Regions from separate parts of the Homo sapiens genome. Here regions 2, 3, 4, 5 and 6 are each linked to region 1. A link is a contact called in ENCODE Hi-C or POLR2A ChIA-PET data. All regions are on one chromosome and are shown on one strand. Each heading gives the region's core, a stretch centred on a gene start or an enhancer-like site at or near the end of the contact. The rest is flanking DNA. Distances are from core to core; before and after follow the strand shown. Region 1 has its middle 59 kb from the start of SNX9. Region 2 holds the start of TMEM181 (transmembrane protein 181). Region 3 overlaps TULP4 (TUB like protein 4). Region 4 overlaps ARID1B (AT-rich interaction domain 1B). Region 5 overlaps ARID1B (AT-rich interaction domain 1B). Region 6 holds the start of TULP4 (TUB like protein 4).

Region 1 (3,713 bases), core at 747-3,246:
TTAGTTGGAATGTACCCCTGTAACAAAAGACAGGTTAACAGGAGAAAAACAAAAAGAAGTTTAGTATCATGTATATTTAATATGCACATGGAACAAACAGAAGTTTAGTATCATGTGTATTTAATATGCACATGGAAGATACCAGGGAGAGATGCCTTTGAATTCCAGCTTAGACAGTATCTTCAACAAAGAACAGCTAATATTTAGAGAAGTGACAAGGAAAAGGAAAAGGAAAAGGACTCTGAAGAGTGTCCCGGAGCCCGCTGTGGCTAGGGAGGATGCAGTGGGGGTTGGGGGAAGTATTTTTTAAAATATTTTAAAAATAAAAGCAGAAAAGGATTTCGAGTCTCTAGGGGGCAGCAACTTGGGGAGAAGCAAACAACTGGCAGAGGAAGGCTGCTCGGTGAGGCTTGCCCATGTGGGTTCCTCCAGTACCATCTCCAGGCTGACAGGGTTTGAAATTGTCTTCCGTGGTTAACCTTTGTTCTCCCTGGTGGAAGGGGGACAGGACACCTTTTGTCTTTGTGCCCCGCTTTAGGCAAATAGAGCGAGGGCAGAGAGCTCTCCTGCATCTGCTTTTTAATGGCCTTCAGCTCAACAATCCTTATGCATATTTGGGGGTTGCATATTCTCCTCTTCCAAGCTACACAGATTATACGTCTCAATGTAAAACACGATCTTTTTCTTCATTACCTAGAAAGTGAGGGAAGTCACGCCCAGAGGGTGCTGATGTAGGCCTGGTGATGAGGGTATAGGTGGCCACCGTCCCAGGTGGGCTCCACCTCTGCCCTCTGTGATGTGGAGTAGGGGCTGGGGCTCCTTGGGTACAAGGCAGGGAAAAGGGGAGGGCGGCGGGGTTGAGGAAGCTGCTCCGGGCTTCCAGGCCAGACCATCCCAGAATGAAAGGAGTTTTCCCCATGGATCTCCAGGCCTTCTCCATGGAATTTAGACAGCTGAAGGCAGACACAGGTCCCTGCGGGGAAGTACCTGCTCCCTCTTCTAACAAGTGCAAAGCAAGCAGGGCAAGGCTCCGAAGGGAACAGCTGGAGCAGGCCCAACCCCAGGTGGCCCTGGGGTTCCGTGGTTGACCCGGAAGCAAGTCAGGCAGGGAGCCAGGAATGTGGTGACTCACATTAGCTATGTGGAGAGAGACCAGGGAGTGTCCCTTCCAGGTGGAACCCCTCCTCCTCCATGAGTCACCCGGCTCCATACACCTGCCTGATTCCAGCAGCCCAACACACCTGTGCCAACTAGCAGCTTATGTTTCTCATGTGCTTGCCTGTCTGTCCTATTGACGATTCCTCAAAACACCAAGGGGAGGTAGCATGAAATGTTATCCTGGAAAACCTTTGTGAGTTAGAAAACGTGGCCAAGTGCCCCCAGTTGATGACTGGCAAATCTAGAATCAGCCTCATGACGTTTCCAGTGTGTTACACAAACCATCCAGCCTTGCTGCTTCTCCAAATACTGTATCTATGAAGTATGCCAGACTCTCAGCAGAGAGGATTTCTACGGCAGTGGAAGAGAGCAAAGCAGGTGTCAAGGTTCATTAATCTCATCTTGGTCCCTTTCTGAAAACTGACACACTATATCCAGGTTGCTTTTTAAAGCTCTGTGTACGTATCATGCAAATGTATACTTGCTTTGTGTATGCATGTTTAGGACTATTTCTGATCCAGATGCTGTACTAAATTAAGCTAGTTTTAATGATGTTATTCTGGAGCTAACATAGTCTTCCGTGGTATTTCCCATGGCTGTGCTCTGTCTAGTATATTTCCAAGTCATTACCCGGCTCATGGTCATTGGCGTTCACATTGAAGTGGCCACAGATAGAGAATCACACAAGCTTCACATTGAATTCAGTCCATTAAGGCCTTTTCCTTGGTAAAACTGAGGGGGAAATATAAATTGAAGCAGCAGTAACCAGCAAATAGACCTTCTCCCAATCTACCCGAAACTGGCTCTCTGCCCTCAACCATGTTCAAAAGCCTTTGCTATAAATGTACAGAGGAAGTAAACTTTAACCACACTGGGGCTCTAAAAAATGACTCTGGTTTCTGTATGTGACTTTCATAAATCAGTTTAATTACGTCACATTTCCACCTCAATTGTATGATAACAAGGTCTGAATTGCCCAGTAGAAGGCAGAAAGAAAAAAAATCCGGATGTTTTTGTCATATGGAACCTTCCTACACAGTCTGTTTTTCCCCTGGAGCTGACGATGAATCACTTCTCAACACTGGCGGGGGCCATCACGTGGCCGGCATGGAGCTCGCCTGGAGGAGCGAGGTTGAGGCAAGCTCTGTGCAGGAATGTGGCTGCAGTGATGTGGCCTGACACTTCCTTAGGGAGTCCAAATGTGACTAAGGCTCTTTCTCAGTACTGTATGGAATGAATAACCACATGTGAGAAGATGTACAGCTCCTGCCTTGCATCACTGAGCTGGAAAATTTGCTGGTAGCACGTAACATCTCTTGCAAAGTATAATTACAGATCCCTGTGCTCTGAGGGTTTGCACGGAAATAATTCAACCTAAAATAGTAACAAAGGCTGAGTATAAACCTGTGATGTATTATTTTGGTGCAAAAGTAACTGCGGTTTTTACCATTACTTTTAATGGCAAAGATTGCAATTACTTTTGTGCCAACCTAATAGATTATCTAAAAAGGAACAGGAAGAACACCAAGAGTTAACAAGCCTATTAGGGTTAGAAAGAGACTCCTCTTGCTTAGACAATGGGCGTTACCCTCAGGGACACCGAGCCCTTCCACTCGGATCTGATCTCCTCCACAAAGAGTTAGATGGGAGATATTTATGGGCAAGTATTTGGGCATGGATATTCCCGCTCCCACCACATTGCAGAGGTGCATGGAGGCACACAGCTATGACTGTGGGGGCTTCGGGTGTTCATTTTGAAATATATTTGTTTTTTTTTGTTTGTTTGTTTGTTTTCTGAGACGGAGTCTCGCTCTGTCGCCCAGGCTGGAGTGCAGTGGCGCGATCTCGGCTCACTGCAAGCTCCGCCTCCCAGGTTCACGCCATTCTCCTGCCTCAGCCTCCCAAGTAGCTGGGACTACAGGCGCCCGCCACCACGCCTGGCTAATTTTTTGTATTTTTAGTAGAGACGGGGTTTCACCATGTTAGCCAGGATGGTCTCGATCTCCTGACCTCGTGATCCGCCCGCCTCGGCCTCCCAAAGTGCTGGGATTACAGGCGTAGGCCACCGCGCCCCGCCTGAAATGTATTTGTTTTGTTTTATCATTTGAGCGTAGTTTAGTAATTTTCCAGAGAGAGAGGACCTGGCATAGATTCAGCAGTGTCACCCTCAAGAGCCAAAATGTTCACATCTGCTAATGTTCCATCCTGACCCTCCTGCTGTAATATTTATTCACAGGGGAGCTTTGGAAACAAGTAGGGTATGAGTCAGGAAAGCCTCTCCGTGCAGACTCCTTTGCACCAAAAATCTTCTAAAAGGTCTTGGGTCCATGAGCATTGTTGTCTGGGAGCACGTTTCCCCACCAAATTATCCTTAAAAAAAATCTTTTAAAAACAGCTCATTGTCATCAAGACAATATTTACAGCACACACATATTTTCCAGAAGATTTTAATAAATAGTTGGTGAACTATCTTGTCACTAACTTAGTCCCTGCTTAACTTTGTCTGGGTGTGAGTATGATGCTTCATTTTAACTTGTTTTGAATTCAGACACCTG
Region 2 (3,713 bases), core at 443-2,942, 800 kb after region 1:
AAAGATCCTAAGTAGCTTTTCTTCATGATTCTAGAATCGGGCAGCCCTCAGAACCAACAGGTTCAAAGGACTTTGGGGCTGCAACGTGGTTAGACAACATTTATGGACAGAAAGTGGAACTGAGGCGCAGAGACAGCTTAACTGGTTACAGGTTTATGTTCTAGCTTATTTGAATCAGCTAACCACCTGCCAATGACAGAAGCTCACTGGCTGTGATTGGCTGAGACTCAGCTGTTTGTTACAAAAGCATCCTCCTCAATTAGGGTGTCTTCTCTTTTATGTTAACTATGCCAGGCTGCAGCTCCTTATGTAAGGACTCAAGTAGGGAGGCATCCTCAGGCCTAAACATTTAACAGAAGGTGTTGCATGAAAACGCATGTTTGGGCTGGTTGCGGTGGCTCACGTCTGTAATTTAACAGGCTCCGGGGTTGGGGACCCCTGCTCTAGCTCATAGAACTCCCTCCGACTCACCCCTTCCCGCGCCCCACGTCCCTGTGAACAGTCTGTCCCTGCAGGTACCCAGTTTCTGTTCTCCGGTCTTGTTGCTATGAAGAACCCTTTCCCTCTGCTTATGTATGAAAAGAACTTAAGAAATAATCTTTTGTTATTCCTTGAAGAGTTGCGGTTTAGGATTCAGAGCACTAATGAGATTTTGTGTAACTATTCCTTGGTGTCCTGGCTTAGGGTGTGCTTTGCTTGGTATCTCCCCCTTTTAACCCCCCTCTTCCTAATATCCACCTCACCCTCCAGATTCAGCCCAAACTCTGCATTCTGTCCCCTACCTTCTCCACTCCCCCAAGGCGAGTTAGGCACCCTTCCTCACTGTAGCACCCTGAGCTAAGGCTACCTAACTTACTGTTGGTAATTTTCTTTGCCTGTAATTTCACTGAGGGCAGGAACTGTTCCTTATTCATGTCCACACTTTTCTGCCAATAGTAAGCCTGTTTACAGTTTAGTGAATGAATGAGGATACATTGCAAAGGAAGCTTGGAAGTCCTTTATTTAACTCATGCAGACCGACTTTAAACCCACAGCACACGGGAACACGGGACATTTTGAGTAATGCTCCAAAGAGAATCTCAGAAATAGCCAAACCTTGGTTCTCATCCATTCTTGATTACAGAAATGGGGAACACTGAGCCAAGATGCGAAATCAGGAAAGTGCTTTTGGTCCACTGGTCTAGCTGCAGTCTAGAAGCGGCTTGCGGGAGAAGCTACCAGAAAGAGCCCGGAAGGTTCCTGTCATCATTCGGGGTGGCAGAAGTTTGTCCTGGCTTTTAACCTTTTTTGGGGTCACAAGACCCTTAGGGAATGAATATACAGCTATAGCTCCTCTCCCTAGAAAAATGCAGACACCCATAGTGTTTTCCAGACAACTGCAGGGCATTCGTGGACTCCCGAGGCCCATCCTTACGCCCCGACACTCGGGAAGTAGGAGTGAATGAATGCGCTGTTTACCTGCCCTAGGGACAAGAGGTAAACTAAGTCATTCATTCACTCATTCCTTCTGTCTTGAGCCCCAGCTCAGGGCTAGCCTGGGTGCTCCCGGCCGTGGGGCTCCGCCCCGGCACGGGGCCACGAAGGAGGGCCACCCCCCTCGCCGCGCGCCCGCGGCCCCGCTTCCACCGCGCCGCGCCCTCTTCCGCCGTGAGAGTCGCTTCCGCGCACGTGATCTCGGCGTCGCGCTCTGATGAGTTTTCCGCGGCCGGCCGCTGCTCAGCCGCTGTCGCTCCGGCTCCGGCTGCGGCTGCCGCTGCCGAGGCTGCTGCGCGGCGCCTGGCGGGCTCGGGACGCGCGGGCCGGGGCCGAGGGCTCTGGGCGCCGAGATGGAGCCGTGAGTCCCCGGCCGAGCGGGCGGGCTGGCTGGCTCTCCGGACACTCCGGCCGAAAGTTGGGGATCCCTGGCTCCCGGCGCCGTGCCGCAGGGTCCCTGGCGCCCACGTGGAACTGGGGGCAGGGAAAAGGGCGCTGAAGGGGGCTTCGCGGGCGGGTCAGGCGGAGGTGTTTGCGCGGGGCGAGAGTAGACCGGGGCCGGGGCTCCCTCCTGCCTGCCCGCCCGGCCGCGGTTAGAGACCGGGATGCGGTCGGGGTTCCGGGACGGGGCTGCGAGCCACAGCGCTCACCGGGGGGCCGAGAGAACCGGGGGCGCTGCGGCCCTTCCCCGGCGTAGGGTGGCCGCCCGCACGGAGTCCCGCCGCCTCCCGGGCAGCCTCTCCTGCCGGAAAGGCCCCGCCCCGTCGTCCCCTCGGTATCGAGAGCGCCCCGCGCTGCCCTGCGGTCTCGCCCAGCGCCGGGTGCGAGGCTCTCAGAGGCGATTGGTGACGTGGGCACCGGGGAGCCTGCCGCAACAGCCCCTTTGGACTCGGGGTGTCGAGTTATATGAGTTTTATGCGTTTTACGATCTGCTGACTTTGGGCTTTTTTTTTTTTCTTTACCTCTTTGAAGTCCAGGGTTTTTAATGAGGAAAAACCTGTTTGGGGTCTCGTGGACGCCATCCCTAAAGCTTGCTTTTGACCCAGCAGTCGCCTAGGTGTCCCCCTGGGCGCATCTGGAAAAGAAGGAGACGGAGTTAACCAGAGGGTTAGCGCCGCGTGGAGTTGCAGAAAGTCCGGGAGAAGGAGTGGCCCATATGTGCAGCCGCGCCTGGCGCAGGAGGCTTCCAGGGCCGGCTCCCTGCACTGAAGGCAGCCTCCGAGGGGCCTGGGCGCGCTTCTTGGCTTATATGCGGTTTTTGAGGCAGAAGGGTTTTGCTTTGGATCTTTGCTGATTTCTCTGGCTGTGGACGTGGTCAGAGAAGTGACACCCAGGCCTGTTGCCTCAGCGCAAGTGCCTGTGACAGAGAGATCTGTTTTTCCTTCTGCTTCCTTAGAAGTTTCTGACTTTGGTATGTTGCTTTAGCACCTCTTGGGAAACTGGAATGGCATCAAATATCAGACCTATGTGGATGTTTTAAAGATTTTAAAAGCCAAGTGGAGGTAGGTTAGCAGTATTGCCTCTGCACAACTCCAGAGGGCAAGATTCTTGTGCGGCCTATGTAAATAATACTGCTTGGAACGGTGTCTTGTGGAACTGTGGCCTTGTAGCAGAGTGACAGCTGCGTGTTACAGGAGTTCTCTCACGCGCTGCCCCTTGGAGCTGCATAGGTGGGCTGGGTGTGCTTTTTCAGTAGGAGAGAGGCCGGGGACGTGAGGTGGTGAGGGCCTTGGCCAGGACAGGGATCTGGGTCTTCTGCCAGGGTCCTGCGCTGTTACAGGACAGGGAACTAGACCAAAGAAAGCAGTTGACCAAGGAAAGGTCCCGAGGAGGACAAGCAAAACGCAGCTTGAATTTTGTGCGAGTTTGAGGCCTCCCCCTGCAGCTGTAAGCGCTTTGTGCCTCAGGCTCTGTGGAGCACTAAGAGGGTTAGGGAAGACGGAGGGGGATGAGGGTATCTGGAAATCAGCCCACCACCATCGGCCAGCATTCCAGGCACCTACCTGGAAACTGAGAAGAGTTTGGTAGCAGATAAAATCCTCCTAAAAAACAAGCCTGAAAATCCGAAGTGCGTCCTGGACTTAGGTGACTGAGTGTTCTCTGTCCTTGTCTGGTGTGCCTGAGAGCCCAGAGGTGAGAAAGGTGAGAAAGAAGAGAAGTCCAGGGAAAGAATGGGAGAGAACAGAGCCGCTTGGAGGAGCAGGGGCAGCTCCACCACTCTGCTTACGGTGTGTAGGGGA
Region 3 (3,713 bases), core at 590-3,089, 710 kb after region 1:
GGCGCGATCTCAGCTCACTGCAACCTCTGCCTCCCGGGTTCAAGTGATTCTCCTGCCTCAGCCTCCCGAGTAGCTGGGACTACAGGCATGTGCCACCACGCCCGGCTAATTTTCTTGTATTTTTAGTAGAGACAGCGTTTCACCATGTTGGTCAGGCTGGTCTCAAACTCCTGACCTCACTGATTCTCCTGCTTCAGCCTCCCAAAGTGCTGGGATTACAGGAGTGAGCCATAACATGCCTGGCCTTTTAAAAATTTGTTATAAACAGAGTCTCACTGTCTCCCAGGCTGGAGTGCAGTGGCATGATCATAGCTCACTGTAGCCTCAACCTCCTGGGCTCAAACGATCCTCCTGCCTCAGCCTCCCAAGTAGCTAGGACTACAGGTGTGCACCACCACACCCAGCTAATTTTGAAAATTTGTTTTGTAGAGACAGGGTCTTGCTATGTTGCCCAAGCTGGTCTTGAATTCCTTGCCTCAAGCAATCTTCCTGCCTCAGCCTCCCAAAGTGCTGGGATTATAGGCATGAGCCATTGCACCTTGCCCTTCTTCTGTTTTAAAGTGAACTATTTTGCACATGTTTGTACAGACATAAAACATTTCATCCTACTAGGTGCATTTTCTTCAAGACAGATCCCCCATCCTTCTTAGGGAGAGCTACAGAAAGAACAAACAAAGGGTGGAGAGGGAGGCTGGAGAGCCTCCGACTGTCCCAGGAATCTGCCTCCTCGGTGGCCGGGTAGCCAGTCCTCAGCCCAAGGCCTCCCTCAGTCATCCAGAAACCCTGTGCTGGCACTGCCTGGTTTTCCCTGTCCAGGACCAGTATAGTTGGTTTTTGTTCCTCCTACATTTTCAGAAGACTCTATCCAACTCACTGCTATATACAAAAATAGTAATATAGTGAGGAAGCTTTCAATTCCAATTAAATAGATTTCTCCTCTCAGCCAGGCCTCTGCTCAAACCACCTCCAGGGCAGCCTCCCTGCTCCCTCTCTTCAAAAAGACCCCCTTGCTGTTGCTCTGGCTCTCGCTCAACACTGTTTTTTACTTCACGGAATTTCACTACCTCACGTTATCAGGTAGTTCCTGTCACAGATACTGAGATACAGGTTGAGTACTCCTTATCTGAAATGCTTAGGACCAGAATTGTTGTGGATTTCAGATTTCTTTTTAATTTCAGAATATTTGCATTGTATCAGGTGAGCATCCCAAATCTGAAAATTCGAAATACTCCAATGAATATTTCCTTTGAGCATCTTGTTGGCACTCCAAAAGTCAGATTTTGGAGCATTTTGGGTTTCAGATTTTCAGATTAAGGATACTTCACCTGTATTTATTCTCTCCCTGCCACGCCAGGATGTAAGCTCTACAAGGGCAGAGAATGTATTTGATTCATTGTCAGTCCCCTTATAACTAGCATGGATCTGTCCATTTGTATACATTTAGCAAATATTTATCTAATGACTAACAGCTCAGTAGATAAAAAAATGATTGGCTGGACGCATGGCATGTCTTGTGTACTAGCAGGAGGAGAGGTGGCAGAGTAAGGAACGGGCACCAGGCCTTGATTGCCACACTCCCTGGTGGGAGGTGAGGCAGGGCTGGCCCGCATCTTTTCCTTTCCGGGGCTCAGCCTCAGCATTGAGGGGGAGAAGCCAGAGGAGAAGCCTGCCCCTCCATGGGCCACTCGCCTCCAGCACTGTGGCCTAGAGTTTGTCCTTTCCAGCTGAGCAGTGGTTCTCCCTGTTCCACCAGACCCACACTCCCTGAAATGCAGCTCAGTTTCTTGCACTTTTGCCTCAGATTTAGACGTGTAAAATATGTGAACCTCCCTATGCAAATTAAGATTTGAATGTCATCTGCTTCACAGTTCTAGCCATCAGTTCTAAAAATAGTCGTTTTATGGGATTTGAGAAAGAGATTAAGACCGCAAACTTACAATTGAGTTTTTCCCTAGCAGACAGCAGCTGTTCAAACACAACGTGAATCTGGGAGCTTTGAAGAGCTGTGCTGTTCTGCTGCGGCTCAGCCTAGTAGGCGGAGGTTCTTAGGGAGGAGGTACCTTCAGCATGGGTGAGGTCTGTGGGCCTGCAGACAGTGTGTTCATGTTCTGCCATCACCCATGAACCTAGAGGACAGAGTGATGGAAATTGATGACTGTGAGGTGGCAAAATCAGGACTAGCGTTAGTGAACGCCCCGCCCCGTGTCTGTGGCCACATGCAGTTAGCGCCATTTGACTCTTGTTCTTGCCAAAACTACAGAACATTTGTAGCGAGGGCTTTATAGGCTGGAATACCAGTAAACAGCCAGGGAAAAATTAACACCAGCAGAAATGTGACTTTTAAAAAGTAAGATGACCTGTTAGGGACTTTCTGTGGACTTACAGGGGTCCTGAGAAGTCATACCCTGCTGCCTCACTTCTGACCAAACAGTCATCACAGTCATTCATTTCCCCAGGTCAGTGATGACTCAGAATCTTCAGACAAGAGGGGCAGTTCTTGTTATCTGTCACTCCTTCCCCGTTTTTCTAGCACAGCCTTAAAATTATTATGGCAAAGGTACCAGCGTTTATTTTGCTGCTTTATCATCTTACATGGACTATATGCTACACAAACTAAATTAAATTAAATCAATGTGTCCGTGCCCTGCCCTCTCCCAGAGTAAGTTTTCACTTACTTGGGCAAGTAAATGAGTGCTGCACCCTAATTAATTTAATGTAAATTCCTGTGTTGGTGTTCTTGTCCCATTCTTAGAAGAGGGGATTTCCTGGTAACGTTGCCCTAGATAATAATTATTCCTTTGAGACCCTGCAGACCTCACTTCTCCAGGCTAAATAATTTCAGCCCTTTTTCTCCCAGGTTCTAATGTTCCATCCTTTAATCTTTCGCGTCTTCTCACTCCTGCTTGGCTGAGAATTCCAAGTCGTCCGAGCGAATGCGCTACCTGGTTTGGAGTCACACCATCCTCCCTCGCCTTCGAGATGTGCCAGCGACTGTGTTCCGTGTTCATCCAACCATGCTACCTGCCTAATTACCTGTGGGCTCTCTTCTGCTGTGATGAACCCCGCAGATCATTTATTTATATGCTGTGTAAACAGCCTGTTTCTCTTCCTATTTGCCTTTTCTATAGACATGTTTGGTTTGTTTCTGAGTAAAGCAGCTTTGACCAAATGGACTAAGGGGCCATCTGGGGCTCACGATTTTGTATGTGATGGACAAATGGTTAAATTTTTCAGTGGAGTATTACGCATTCTTTAGGCTGTGGTATCAATATGTTGGCACTTCAGAGAGTCAGCACCATGTAGTAAGATAAGGACCAGCAGTGGAGCTGGGGAGGGATGAGAATCACAGCTCTTCCACCATTTATTACTATAACAAGGTACCTAGCCTGCCTTAGCCTCTCTAACCTCATATGTTAGATGAGAATAATGTTATTCATGTGGGAGAGTAGAACGGATGCAGTGAATTCAGGTATGTGAGCATTTGATGTGCTTGCTGTTGGAATGTAGTTTTGCAGACAAGGTTGTTTTTGTCAGGATGGGTGGTAATTATATATATAAAGGTAACAAAGCTGATTTTCATCTAGTTGAAGGTCTGTGTGAGTGGTTTAAGTTCTTGGTACAAAGATATAAGAGACACATACTTATGATAATTTTATATAAAATATATCATCAACTGTTATACAGAGATAGTTACTATGAAAAGCAGAACTAGG
Region 4 (3,713 bases), core at 908-3,407, 710 kb before region 1:
CCCAATATAATTGGCACCTTTATTTGCACATTCCTTGTGAAACAAAGTGAAGTTTCCTATGGATATTTTCATCAGTGTCCTTGGAATTCCAAAGTGGACTCTTGTAGCTGTGTAACTTAAACAGGCATAATCTGAATGGCTGCTTATACAGAATATCTTGTAAAGCAAAACAGAAGTTGCAAAGGAAAAGATGCACTTTGCCTCAAAGAATTTAAGAAATGGACAAAGATTGGACAAACATAGCAACCTGTACCAAACAACAGCACCTAAGAGCAGTTTTCGTTTGTCTGTCTGTTTTTTGAGATGGAGTCTTGCTTTGTCACCAGGCTGGAGTGCAGTGGCGGAGTCTCGGCTCACTGCAACCTCTGACTCTCTGGTTCAAGCAGTTCTCCTGCCTCGGCCTCCCGAGTAGCTGGGATTACAGGCACATGCCACCATGCCCAACTAATTTTTGTATTTTTAGTAGAGACGGGGTTTCACCATGTTGGCCAGTATTGTCTCGATCTCCTGACCTCGTGATCTGGCCATCTCAGCCTCCCAAAGTGCTGAGATTACAAGCGTGAGCCACCACACCCAGCGCTAAGAGCAGTTTTTACCAGCCTGATTTACAACAGTGCAAAATATCATGAAGAATTATTTTATTGATTGATTGATTGATTGATTTAGGGACGGAGTCTCACTCTGTAGCCCAAGCTGGAGTGCAGTGGCATGATCTCGGCTCACTGCAACCTCTGCCTCCAGGGCTCCAGCAATTCTCGTGCCTCAGCCTCCCGAGTAGCTGGGATTACAGGCGCCTACCGCTATGCCTGGCTAATTTTTTGTATTTTTAGTAAAGACATGGTTTCACCGTGTTGCCAGGGTGGTCTTGAACTCCTGAGCTCAGGCAATCTGCCCACCTCAGCCTCCCAAAGTTCTGGGATTACAGGTGTGAGCCACCACCCCTGGCCTATCATGCAGAATTTAAGCTAGCTATTCTGAAGATAGCAATAGCCCTTTGGGGGATGTGCTGTCTTGACTGGTTTCTCTTGTCAATAGTATAAACAGAGCAGTATATAAAACTATTAACTTTTCTACATCTTTTTAATACAAGTAGTTTATAATTTCAGCTTCCTACTAGGCAATTATTCAATCCTGCAACTTTATTCCTGAATTTTGGCTATAATTATTATCACTTGAATGTAGAAATGATTCCCTCTTTAAGGACCTTAGTTTGAGTGGGGTTTGCTTTGTTTTATGAGATTAGGAAAAGAATCATGTCTGTGGCTTTTTGTTGCTTACGTGTATAATATCAAGCCTTTCTATAAGTTTGATTTATTATGATAGCATGAAATTTTTCTTCTATGAAAGTGGATGAGCTGGGCACTGTGGTTCACGCCTGTAATCCCAGCACTTTGGGAGGCCGAGGCAGGTGGATCACCTGAGGTCAGGAGTTCAAGACCAGCCTGGCCAACATGGTGAAACCCCGTCTCTACTAAAATACAAAAAAATAAAAATAAAAACATTAGGCCGGGCACAGGGGCTCATGCCTGTAATCCCAGCACTTTGGGAGGCTGAGATGGGTGGATCACCTGAGGTCGGGAGTTCGAGACCAGCCTGACCAACATGGAGAAACCCCGTCTCTACTAAAAATACAAAATTAGCCAGGCCTGGTGGTGCGTGCCTGTAATCCCAGCTATTCGGAAGGCTGAGGCAGAAGAATCGCTTGAACCCGGGAGGCGGAGGTTGCAGTGAGCCAAGATTGTGCCATTGCACTCCAGCCTGGGCCACAGAGCAAGACTCTGTCTCAAAAAAAAGAAGGTGGATGGCCAGGAGCTGTGTGATTCTTTGCCTTAGATTAGGTTTTTCCCCTTGGAAATGCTGTGTCTTAAAACTGAGATTTGTAACACAAGGCAGCATCAAACTATCTTCAATTTCCTTAGCATCTTTTAATGTTCTTACTGCCCAATTAAATATTTGGTTTTTAAAATGGTAGTGAGTTATAGTTTTTTGAAATAATGTGTTTGTATTATTTTATAATAAACATGTAAATCTGGTGATAGGATTCAGAGCTACAAGGGACATGAGAAATTATGTAATCTATTGCCCCTGTGTTATAAAAGTAGGAAGTGAGGCTCATGGAAGGACTAGTAACCACCTAGACCTCACATCTCCTCACTTCCTATCTGGGGCTTTTTGTTCTATGTCTGAGGAAGTGGTTCTTACCTAAAGAGCAAGGTTTGTGGAAATAGTTGTTCACATTGAGCTGTGAAAGGCAAAAGAACCACAGCCTAGGCCTACTTACTAGATGTCACTGTTACAGGGGTGATTGTCAGATTGGTTAAAGCAGAAATCTTTGAAAATGATGCAATCATTATACATTTTATTTTAGCATAAAACACATAAATGTCTATTCACGTGTACCTCCCTCCTGTCCATGGTTCACCGCTGTCTCAGCCGTACCTCATTCTGCAGCAGCGTTTCACTAGCTCACTCATCCCCAGTGGTGGGTCTCTTTTCACATGGATACATCACCTGGTTCCATTTTCCATTCAGTTTAGAACTGGAGTAACTTGTAGCATAAACCTGCAGAGGAGGGAACAGAACTCACCACTGGGAAGCATCCTCCTCAGCTGGCATCAGCCGGGAAGTAGGGGGGCTTTCCAGAGAGGAGCCACCTCACCACTGAAGCCAGCAGATACCTCAGGTGGAGCTTAGTGCCTGCTGTGTGGATAAGGGGACCATTTGCATTGGTTTCCCTTTGGAAATGATGAGTGATTATCTTTCCTTCTACTTCAAGCCAGATCTCCAATAATATGCTGCTATAGAAAAGATACAGATCATTAATTGGTTAACTAGACAATAATCATTAGTTTACCCATCTTATTTTTATGCCTTTGATTTTCCTTTCCAGTAACATAATCTTTTTTTGTTTCTGTCTTTGTCGTTTAAATTCACCCGTAGAACTTGTACAAAGTACTCTTTAGAAGTAGCTGCTCAAAATTTTTGCTTTAAAAAGAAAACACCCAAATATCACCTTAAATTTCAAACCTTTACTGCTCACTGTAGTAACTGCTCTCTAGTCCTTAAATTTGATTATAATATTCTTGATAACAATAGAAAGCTAACTTTAACAAAAAGGAAAATTTGAAAATTCTTACAGATCTCCTCTGGTGAGATTTGAAAGGTAAGTGAGGTTTCAAATGTATTAATTTTCTGTTGCTGAGTAACACATTACCCCCAAATTCAGCAGTTTAAAACTATTCTTCCTGAGTATCTCACAATTTCTGTAGCCAAGAGTCCAATAACTGGGTCCTCTACTCAGGATCTCGTGAAGTTGAGATAAGGTATTGTCAGGGCTGTGGTCTCATCTGAGGTTTAGGGTTCTCTTCCAAGCTCACCCGTTGGCAGAATTTACTTCCCTGTGGCTGGAGTTCTAAGGTTCCCACCATCATGCCGCATGCTAACCCAGCACCCTTCTCAGTTTCTGGAGGTGACCTGCAGTTCCGTGCCTGTCTCCACAACATGGCAGCAGGCAGGAGATTTGCATTCAATCTCTCCCACCTCTTTTAAGGGATCACCTCTTTAGGTCAGACCCACCCAGGAATATCTCCTTTTATTAACACCAAAGTCAACTGATTAGGGACCTTAATTACATCTGCAAAATCCCTTCTACCCTATAAAGTGACATAATTGCAGAAGTGTTACCTGTCATCTCCACACCGCCCCCACCTCAT
Region 5 (3,713 bases), core at 304-2,803, 560 kb before region 1:
ATCACTACAATACGTGCCTAACAGACCCCCCCATGAGGCTAATGAAATGCTAAAGGTGACCTGAGAAAATCTGAAGGCAAGCCACTCTGTAATTTGGTGACAACATACAGTGAATTTCCGTGGGAAAAAGTTAAAGCTTGTATGTAATATGTAGATTGATAGATGGTATGACATAAAGAATATGCTATGCTGTGATACATAGAACTGATATCATCCAATGCACTGGTAGACTTGGGCCAAGAACCATGTCAATCGAATGCTGATGTTGCTTGTTTATCCTCTGTGGGATGTTCTGAATACTAATCAGAGGTCTGGACTATCTGGAAGTACACACAGGGTTTCTGCATTATTTTTGAAGTACTTTTAACACAGGAAGGAAGATAATAGATCTGAGTTATATTAGGAAAAATTACTCAAAAAATATCAAGAACAAATTGACTTAAAATCTTTTTCAGTGATTAGAAAATTAAAGATATTAATAATTTGAAAGACATCAATCACTGGACATTAAGGAGATGTAGATTGAGAGACCAGGGCAGGAGAATCACTTGAACTCAGGAATTCGAGACCACCCTTGGACAACCTAGCAAAACCTCGTCTCTACTAAAAAGAAAAAAAATTAGCCAAAAGTGAGATTCATTTCTGTAGTCCCAGCTATTCAGGAGGCTGAGGTAGGAGGATCACTTGAGCCCAGGAGATCAAGGCTTCAGCAGTGACTGTGCCACTGTATACACACACACACACACACATATTCCTTTATATATATCTATCCATTTATATATAATGCATGTGTATCTATATCCCTTTATATATATATATAGATAGATATAAATATAGATATATAGATATATATAGAATATGTGTGTGTGTGTATTTATATGGGGTTGCAGAGGGAGAGAAGGAGACACAGACACTGAGCACCATTTTATATATAGAAATATATACACACACACACACGTGTATTGTGTGTTTATGTGTGTATATGTATGTTTAAATAAATACATCTAAATTTTCTAAAAATCTCCCAGTGCGGGTTATATAGCATTTGTCTTCAACCTAGGGAAATTTACATGTTTATTTTTAAAAGTAATTTTGATTTTTTTATTGTAAAAACAGTATGTAGCTATCTTAGAAAATTTTAAAACAGATAAAATAAAAGTGGAAAAGCCACGGTGTCTCCCCCTCATGCAATGATTCTTGGTGCCTGGAGAATGCCCCCAGCCTCCAGGCAGCTCCAGGGATCTGGCCGAGCTGGGTCTCATGGCAAATCTTCCAAACTTTCTACCTGATCATTTTGTTTCCTTCAGTAGCAGGAATAGGGAAAACAACAAATTACTTCCCATTCTGTGGCTCCAGCCATACTCCTGAGAAATCTGAGCCATCAAAGTGCTAATATTTATCACAGCATGTTCTGAGGGCAGGAGCACAGGACTAGAGGAAAGCAGCCTGGGAAGCCAAGGCCGTGTGTCTGAGGAGGCTGTCTTGGAGTTAAATTTTGCTTCCATGTTCTGCATACTTGGCGGCCTTCCAGGACGCCACCTTGAGACACTCGTGAGTGGTGAAGCCAAAAGAAGACAAATACCACTTTTGGGTTTGACTCATTTATTAAAAGCTCTGATACCACATTGCAGACTCTGTAGGGTGGCTGAAAGAAATAACCCGGCCATGAGAAAGGACCATCTGTGCTCAACCACTCCACCTCCAGAAGCACTTTCGGCCCCTGCGTGACCAACAAAGCGAGATCTGAAACCACAAAAGTTTCTCGTTACAGCTATGGCCTCCATTTAAAATCGGAAATGATCACGCTTAACTGTCCTTGAGAGCATTTGTTTAAAGTCAATATTTAACTTAACACTCCACTTATTTTTTCTTACTCTTTCGTTAACTTTCGTTCTTTCATGCATAGAGTCAACATTCATGATATCCTTGTTCTTCCCCATCTTCAGTTACTCCTGAGGCGTGGCGTGTGATGATGTCCCTTAAATCAGGTCTTTTGGCTGAGAGTACGTGGGCTTTGGACACTATTAATATTCTTCTGTATGATGACAGCACTGTTGCTACTTTCAATCTCTCCCAGGTAAGCCAGCATAGTCCAACTAACAACCAAATTAGGATAGGAGAGCATCAGGCCATGCACATTTGTGCTTGAACTAATGCCTGAGTTGATGAGCACTGACCGTCCAACACTGTTAATCACTGCAGTTGTTATCAACCAGCCTTAATCAATGTAGAGTTATCTGGGATAATATTCACTGTAGTCTTTAGTGTGTGTACACACACATACCTCTATTTCTTATGAGAGAACAGTGACTGTGTGTGTATGTGTATATGGGATAGATGACAGTAGTAACATTAAATTGTTCAGAATGAATATTAGCTGGCCAATGGGAAGAAATCAAAATGTAACATTAAGTTGTGACTGGAGTCAGCATTGGAAACACAGTTGGTTGCAATGGGACATAACCCTGCTTTCCAGGAGGACTTGACATCTTCTTTTCATTAAAAAGATATTCAAGATTTAGAAATTTTATATTCTATACATTTATAGAATGTATAAATATATATAGAAGGAGAGAGAGCAGTTTAATGAACCCCCATGTACCTGTCAGTCAGCTAAAATAGTTATGAACTCATGGCTAAACTTACTTCTTAGTCTATGCTCTCTCATTTCTGCCTCTCTCCAGGTTATTTTGAAGCAGTCATGTAAAAGCCTACTACTTTTAATGAGCTTAAACCCCTCCTTTGTTCAGAGGTAGGCTTCAGGTAGCTTCCAGCATAATAGCTAGAAGAGAGGAGCACTGAAGTTTGGGGAAAATGCCCGAGTCCACTGGGCTATAGACTTTTAAAGAAATATTTAGAAATAAAAAATGGAAAAAGGTCATTTTCCCTATAGTATACAAACAACTCTCTACTTTGAGTGCAAAAACTAAAACACTTAATTTCCTTGCTTCTAAGGAAATAAGACCAGAATCTTCTACTTCTTTCTTCTCTCATTTAAGCCCTCATTATCAGCCTAGAAAGGCAATTTTTCAATTGCTAGAAAGTTTATTAATAAGGTCATAAACATTGTACGAGTTCTGTGTTAACAGAAAATAAGTATTTAAAAACTGTATACTGCATTTGCTAGAGTAATGCGCTTTCATCCTTATGTTAGGTGAACTGTTGTTGATCACATATTTGCATAACCAGAATTGCTTTATTAACTTTCCCTTTTCCCCTGGAAAAAAAAGGGAAAATGCCCTTGGAACATTGTGCCTTCAGCACACTAAAAGCAGTTCTTTCTAGTTGGTGCTGGGGGCTTCCCCTGACTTCTTAAAAATTGTTCCAACTCTACTTTCAAGAAACTGACAGTAGGATATGAAGGTATAGCTGATTTCCAGAACATCTACCGGGAAAGAATCCTTGTTAGAATCCTTGTTACTTACTCTTTAGAGTTCCTAAACATGGTGGGGGGTGTTGGGAGAGAGGGCAGTTGCTAATCGTGAAGTGTATTGGTTTTTTCTTGGTACAGTTGCTTAAAGGAAACCAAACTTGTTCTTGTAGTCAGTGGTTCTCTCATAGTGGTTTTTGCCTTTCAGCTAGAGTCATAAATAACTGAAATGTAAAATTGCATTTTATGAAACATTTTAATTTATTTATCATAGGCTAAATTGATTTGTTTTTAATTTTCAGTGTTCATGAGCTACCACATTGCTGAAATTATCTTCTCCAAA
Region 6 (3,713 bases), core at 830-3,329, 550 kb after region 1:
TCTTGGCTCACCGCAACCTCTGCCTTTCGGTTTCAAGCAATTCTTCTGCCTCAGCCTCCTGAGTAGTTGGGATTACAGGTGCCCACCACCATGCTCAGGTAATTTTTGTATTTTTAGTAGAGACAGGGTTTCACCATGTTGGCCAGGCTGGTCTCGAACTCCTGGTGCTACATTCTTTTAAACAACCAGGTATCGTGAGAGTTCACTCACTGTCAGAAGACAGCACCAAGACATTCATGAGGGACTGCCCCCATGATCCAAACACCTCCCACCAGGCCCCACCTCTAACACTGGGGGTTACGTTTCAGCATGAGATTTGGAGGGGCCAAACATTCAAACCATGTCACATGGTATTCCATGAAAAAAGCAAGCAGTTCATTTTGCAACTTAAACTGTATAATACATGCTTTTTCCTGGGACTACCATGGTGCTTCAGTAGTCCACAGAAGTACTTTATGTGTACCTACTATTTTGGGACACAAGGGTATTAAAAACCATGTACTCAAGGGCTGATATTTAATAAAATTAATAATTTTTACTGCCGTATCAAAGATGTTCTTAAGTGAGGCTGGCTTTTTTTTTCTTTCTTTTTTTTAATCTATGACTACTGGTGCAGTTGGTACCTCTACCTTGATTAGTGTTAAAGAGCTTGCAGTTTGACCCACTGTTGATTTTGCACCATGGGTACAAATGTGAACACGGAAGAAGGCAAATTATGTCCTAGTATTATGATGAAAGTAGAGTCTTTTGCTGGGACTTGATGCTACAGGCCAGTAGTTCTCAAAGCCTGGTTCCCTGCCCAGCAGCATTAGCATCTCTTGGGAGCTTATTAGAAATGCGAACACCTGGGCCCTTCCCTTCCCTTTCAGTGTCCAGTTCCTGTGGGATGGGGCTGGGCCGCTTCAGCTGCCCCAGGAGACTGAGAGAGTCTGCTGAATTTGAGAAAGTCCACTCTGCTTTCTGGAAGGACTGGCGGGGCGGGAGGGCAGGGAGGATGAGTAAGTTAGGGACAGAGTGTTCTCGTGTTTGTAGAGGATGTGATGCAGCCTGGACTTCAGGCAGTAGGAAGAAGATGGAATGGATTTGCTAGAGACAGATTCTCTAGAACTTTATTGCTGGTAGACCACATAAAAGCTTAGAAAACAGCTGCGCTTTGCTCCGAGACCTGCCAGCCATCAGGGACGAATGAGTTTTAAAGGCCCTTACTGCTTTGTGTCTTGAGGGAATATCTTTTATTAATCGTGAAAAAATCAATCCAGATAACTTGCCTGAGTCATTTCAGTCTCCTTTTTGAGGATGCCTGCTTAAACAGCGACCATGGTCTCTGGAGGGGTAGAGTCTCACATTCGGAGTTCAGTCTCTTAGAAAGTACAGTTCAGTGTGGAAGAATGGCAGTTATGATTTCATTCAGATGTGCCCAGCTGCTGACAAATTGAATACAACGATCAGTGGCAGGCAGAACTCTCATTTGTTGTGTGTTGTCTTGAGTCTGGTGAGGTGTATCCTTTCACTATTGGATTTTACCATTCAGTGCAGTCAGTAGCTCCATTTGATGTAAGTGTAAAGATGGGTCTCTCATTTCAGTTTCAGCAATTATTCTTAAAACCTTTATTTTCCAGTGTTTTAAAGTTTTTAAATTTTATATCTTTTTTTTTTTTTAAACAGATTTGTAAGACTCCAGGGCCTCCCAGCCGTGAATAATCTGATGGTTCCTGAAATGACTGGGGAAGCAGACGCTTCGTATGGCAGTTGAAGAGTGTGTGTCTATGTGCATTTAAAACCTTCTTTCTGTACTTACACATTCACACGGGAAGACAGGCTCATTCTTGTGCACACTTGAGAGTTTTACAACTGATGAAAATTAATTTAAGAATCAGATGGAGCAACTTGACACCAGTGGGCTCAGGAGCCCGGGGAGAAAAATACATCACTAATGGCCAGTTTTCCATATGGTCTGCACGGGTAAAGAAAGTCTGCAAAAAGAAGAAAAAAAAATTTGCGCAGATTAAACCACAAAAATATTCTCCAGTTTAAAGAAGGAACTAAGTGAGAAGGTGACTGAGAAAGAAGTGTGATTTCAAACATTGCAGCGGCTCACACAGTGTTTGTTGCACTTTATTTTTCAGTGGGTTTGGTGATTTGGACGGATTAAAATTCTAGACTGAAAAGTAACTCCTACTGTGGTTATGGCTAGAGGAAAGCAAGTTCAAGTATGATGGGACAAGTTTGAATAATGAACTGATTCCTTTGCCTATCTTAATTAACTGTATTTGAGAAATTTTAATTTATTATTCCCCCCCTTTTTTCCTGCATCTATAGGATAATATTGTAAAATAGCAATTGAAACCAATAATTATTAAATAAATATCAAGGAAAATCCAAGCAAAGCTTTCTTTTTGTTGGACTAGTGGTGTGGTGTTTGGAGACAGTCTCTGAATGTGAACAGGAAAGCACCCATCAGCAAAACACTATCACTCTCTAGGGAGACAGCTGGGGGAATCTGACTCTGGCTTCTGCTTTTGTTTTAAGGGATTAACTTCCCTGTCAAGTCCAAGAAGACTTGCGTATGAGAAGATTACCTGATGGACTTAATTCTAAGATTAGCTTTTTTCATCAAGATGGAAAAAGATCTTTAGGAGCAGAAAAGGGGAGTGCTAACTGGGGGAGCGAGAAGGGAGACGAGCAAAAGAAACAAAATCTTGCCACGTGGCTCTGTTTTGTCAGCAAGAGGATTTAAGACTCACCCAGGGCAAACACTGGGACCACTGTAAGAGCGCTGGAACATTCTGCCTCTTGAGTGAAGGGGCCTTCTTTCTAGCCTCTATGGCACTGAGGGGTGCGCCGGCTGGTGGAGGAGCAGTCCGATGGAGCCCTGCGTTCCCCGGGGACACAGGGCCAAGCTTTGAGGTGGAAAGTTTCTGGTTCTGAAACAACAAGGAGAGAGTCTGTTTTTCTTCCTAAAATTTGGACTCTTGTCTGCACAAACTCTGGTCTGTTTTGCACGGTTTGTGTGCCTTTTTTTCCCTTTATGCAATCTTTTTCAGCTTTAGCAGCAGAAATTTGTCTAGTTCAGGAAACATGCTAGAGGGTGGCTTCAGAAGGAAGATGATCCTGTGTATTCTGTCTCTGCATCCGAACTTTTGAAGAGAAAAATTCGAGCTAGAGGGATTCTTAAAGCCTTAAGTTACTTGAAATCTATGTATTTGCAACCCTTTGTCTCTGGAATCATATTACACTAAACTGGAATCTCAGGCTGAATGAGAATAACCAAGTGGAGTAAAAAGAAGAAAACCGTTTCTTGATCACCACTTAATTAACGATGCTCTTTCTCCAAAGGATCAGCACGTTCTTCCTCTGAGAACTTGAAAATACAAATGGACCCCATGTTTTTTTAAGCATTACCTTTTCTTAGAAGACTGCCATCATCTTTTATAGAGGAATTTTTTCACTATGCATTCGGTGGATCTTTATAAAATACTGACCTTCTAATTAGATTCAGGTCAGTCTTAATTAAAGGGGGAAAAAAGCAACGCAAGCCAACCACAAAAACACATATACCAATGAAAGAAATTGGTTTAAATTTCACAGCATTAACATTACTTTTTAAGTAAAACAGTTCATTGAAGAAAGTATGTATGCAGCAGTGGAACATGGGCCTGTGCTTTGCAGCGATTCCAACATCCTGTGCCTGTCCTGGAAGGGGCGTGTCCCCA

What was found. A loop is a pair of places that touch in the nucleus more often than their neighbours do. ChIA-PET counts read pairs that join two places held with the same protein, here RNA polymerase II (POLR2A). Pooled maps may share reads with other maps.
Region 2: a loop to region 1 is called in a map of endothelial cell of umbilical vein, with 8 times the contacts of the local background. The contact joins the promoter of TMEM181 here to the enhancer-like site in region 1. A Hi-C loop is called at or near these places in 1 of 168 maps with a recorded cell type or tissue (endothelial cell of umbilical vein) and 6 of 50 pooled maps. POLR2A ChIA-PET finds 5 or more read pairs at or near these places in 1 of 52 experiments (Panc1).
Region 3: a pooled map shows a loop between it and region 1 (7-fold over the local background). The contact joins two enhancer-like sites. A Hi-C loop is called at or near these places in 1 of 37 single-sample maps with no recorded cell type and 2 of 50 pooled maps. POLR2A ChIA-PET finds 5 or more read pairs at or near these places in 1 of 52 experiments (K562).
Region 4: a loop to region 1 is called in a map of naive thymus-derived CD4-positive, alpha-beta T cell, with 4 times the contacts of the local background. The contact joins two enhancer-like sites. A Hi-C loop is called at or near these places in 1 of 168 maps with a recorded cell type or tissue (naive thymus-derived CD4-positive, alpha-beta T cell), 6 of 37 single-sample maps with no recorded cell type and 9 of 50 pooled maps. POLR2A ChIA-PET finds 5 or more read pairs at or near these places in 1 of 52 experiments (MCF 10A).
Region 5: a loop to region 1 is called in a map with no recorded cell type, with 14 times the contacts of the local background. The contact joins two enhancer-like sites. A Hi-C loop is called at or near these places in 3 of 37 single-sample maps with no recorded cell type and 3 of 50 pooled maps.
Region 6: a loop to region 1 is called in a map with no recorded cell type, with 4 times the contacts of the local background. The contact joins the promoter of TULP4 here to the enhancer-like site in region 1. A Hi-C loop is called at or near these places in 7 of 37 single-sample maps with no recorded cell type and 4 of 50 pooled maps.

What each region holds. Positions count from the first base shown.
Region 1 is chr6:157,762,420-157,766,132 of GRCh38, forward strand. No RefSeq gene overlaps it. Among named protein-coding and RNA genes, the nearest start is that of SNX9, 59 kb to the right of the region's middle. RefSeq lists enhancers at 1-899, 401-1,600, 1,173-1,242, 2,133-2,182 and a silencer at 1,533-1,642. Within about 2 kb of position 1,997, at least 35 of the 41 ENCODE cell types and tissues checked have a DNase peak (open chromatin) inside an H3K27ac peak, as active enhancers do; they include Panc1 and endothelial cell of umbilical vein, where a contact is called at or near this core.
Region 2 is chr6:158,558,399-158,562,111 of GRCh38, forward strand. It overlaps TMEM181 (transmembrane protein 181), which reads left to right and starts at 1,693. Exons shown (of 17, transcript NM_001376852.1): 1 at 1,693-1,834. The coding sequence starts at 1,827. RefSeq lists a silencer at 1,384-2,303 and enhancers at 2,723-3,224, 3,225-3,713.
Region 3 is chr6:158,473,577-158,477,289 of GRCh38, forward strand. The region is part of intron 6 of TULP4 (TUB like protein 4); the gene reads left to right. Among named protein-coding and RNA genes, the nearest start is that of TMEM181, 85 kb to the right of the region's middle. RefSeq lists enhancers at 1,184-1,756, 1,804-1,853, 2,174-2,253, 2,274-2,353. Within about 2 kb of position 1,840, at least 8 of the 41 ENCODE cell types and tissues checked have a DNase peak (open chromatin) inside an H3K27ac peak, as active enhancers do.
Region 4 is chr6:157,052,439-157,056,151 of GRCh38, forward strand. The region is part of intron 4 of ARID1B (AT-rich interaction domain 1B); the gene reads left to right. Among named protein-coding and RNA genes, the nearest start is that of TMEM242, 270 kb to the right of the region's middle. RefSeq lists a silencer at 3,103-3,303. Within about 2 kb of position 2,158, at least 4 of the 41 ENCODE cell types and tissues checked have a DNase peak (open chromatin) inside an H3K27ac peak, as active enhancers do.
Region 5 is chr6:157,201,920-157,205,632 of GRCh38, forward strand. It overlaps ARID1B (AT-rich interaction domain 1B), which reads left to right. Exons shown (of 20, transcript NM_001374828.1): 19 at 1,947-2,077. Among named protein-coding and RNA genes, the nearest start is that of TMEM242, 120 kb to the right of the region's middle. Within about 2 kb of position 1,554, at least 2 of the 41 ENCODE cell types and tissues checked have a DNase peak (open chromatin) inside an H3K27ac peak, as active enhancers do.
Region 6 is chr6:158,310,386-158,314,098 of GRCh38, forward strand. It overlaps TULP4 (TUB like protein 4), which reads left to right and starts at 2,080. Exons shown (of 14, transcript NM_020245.5): 1 at 2,080-3,713. The coding sequence starts at 3,632. RefSeq lists an enhancer at 3,704-3,713.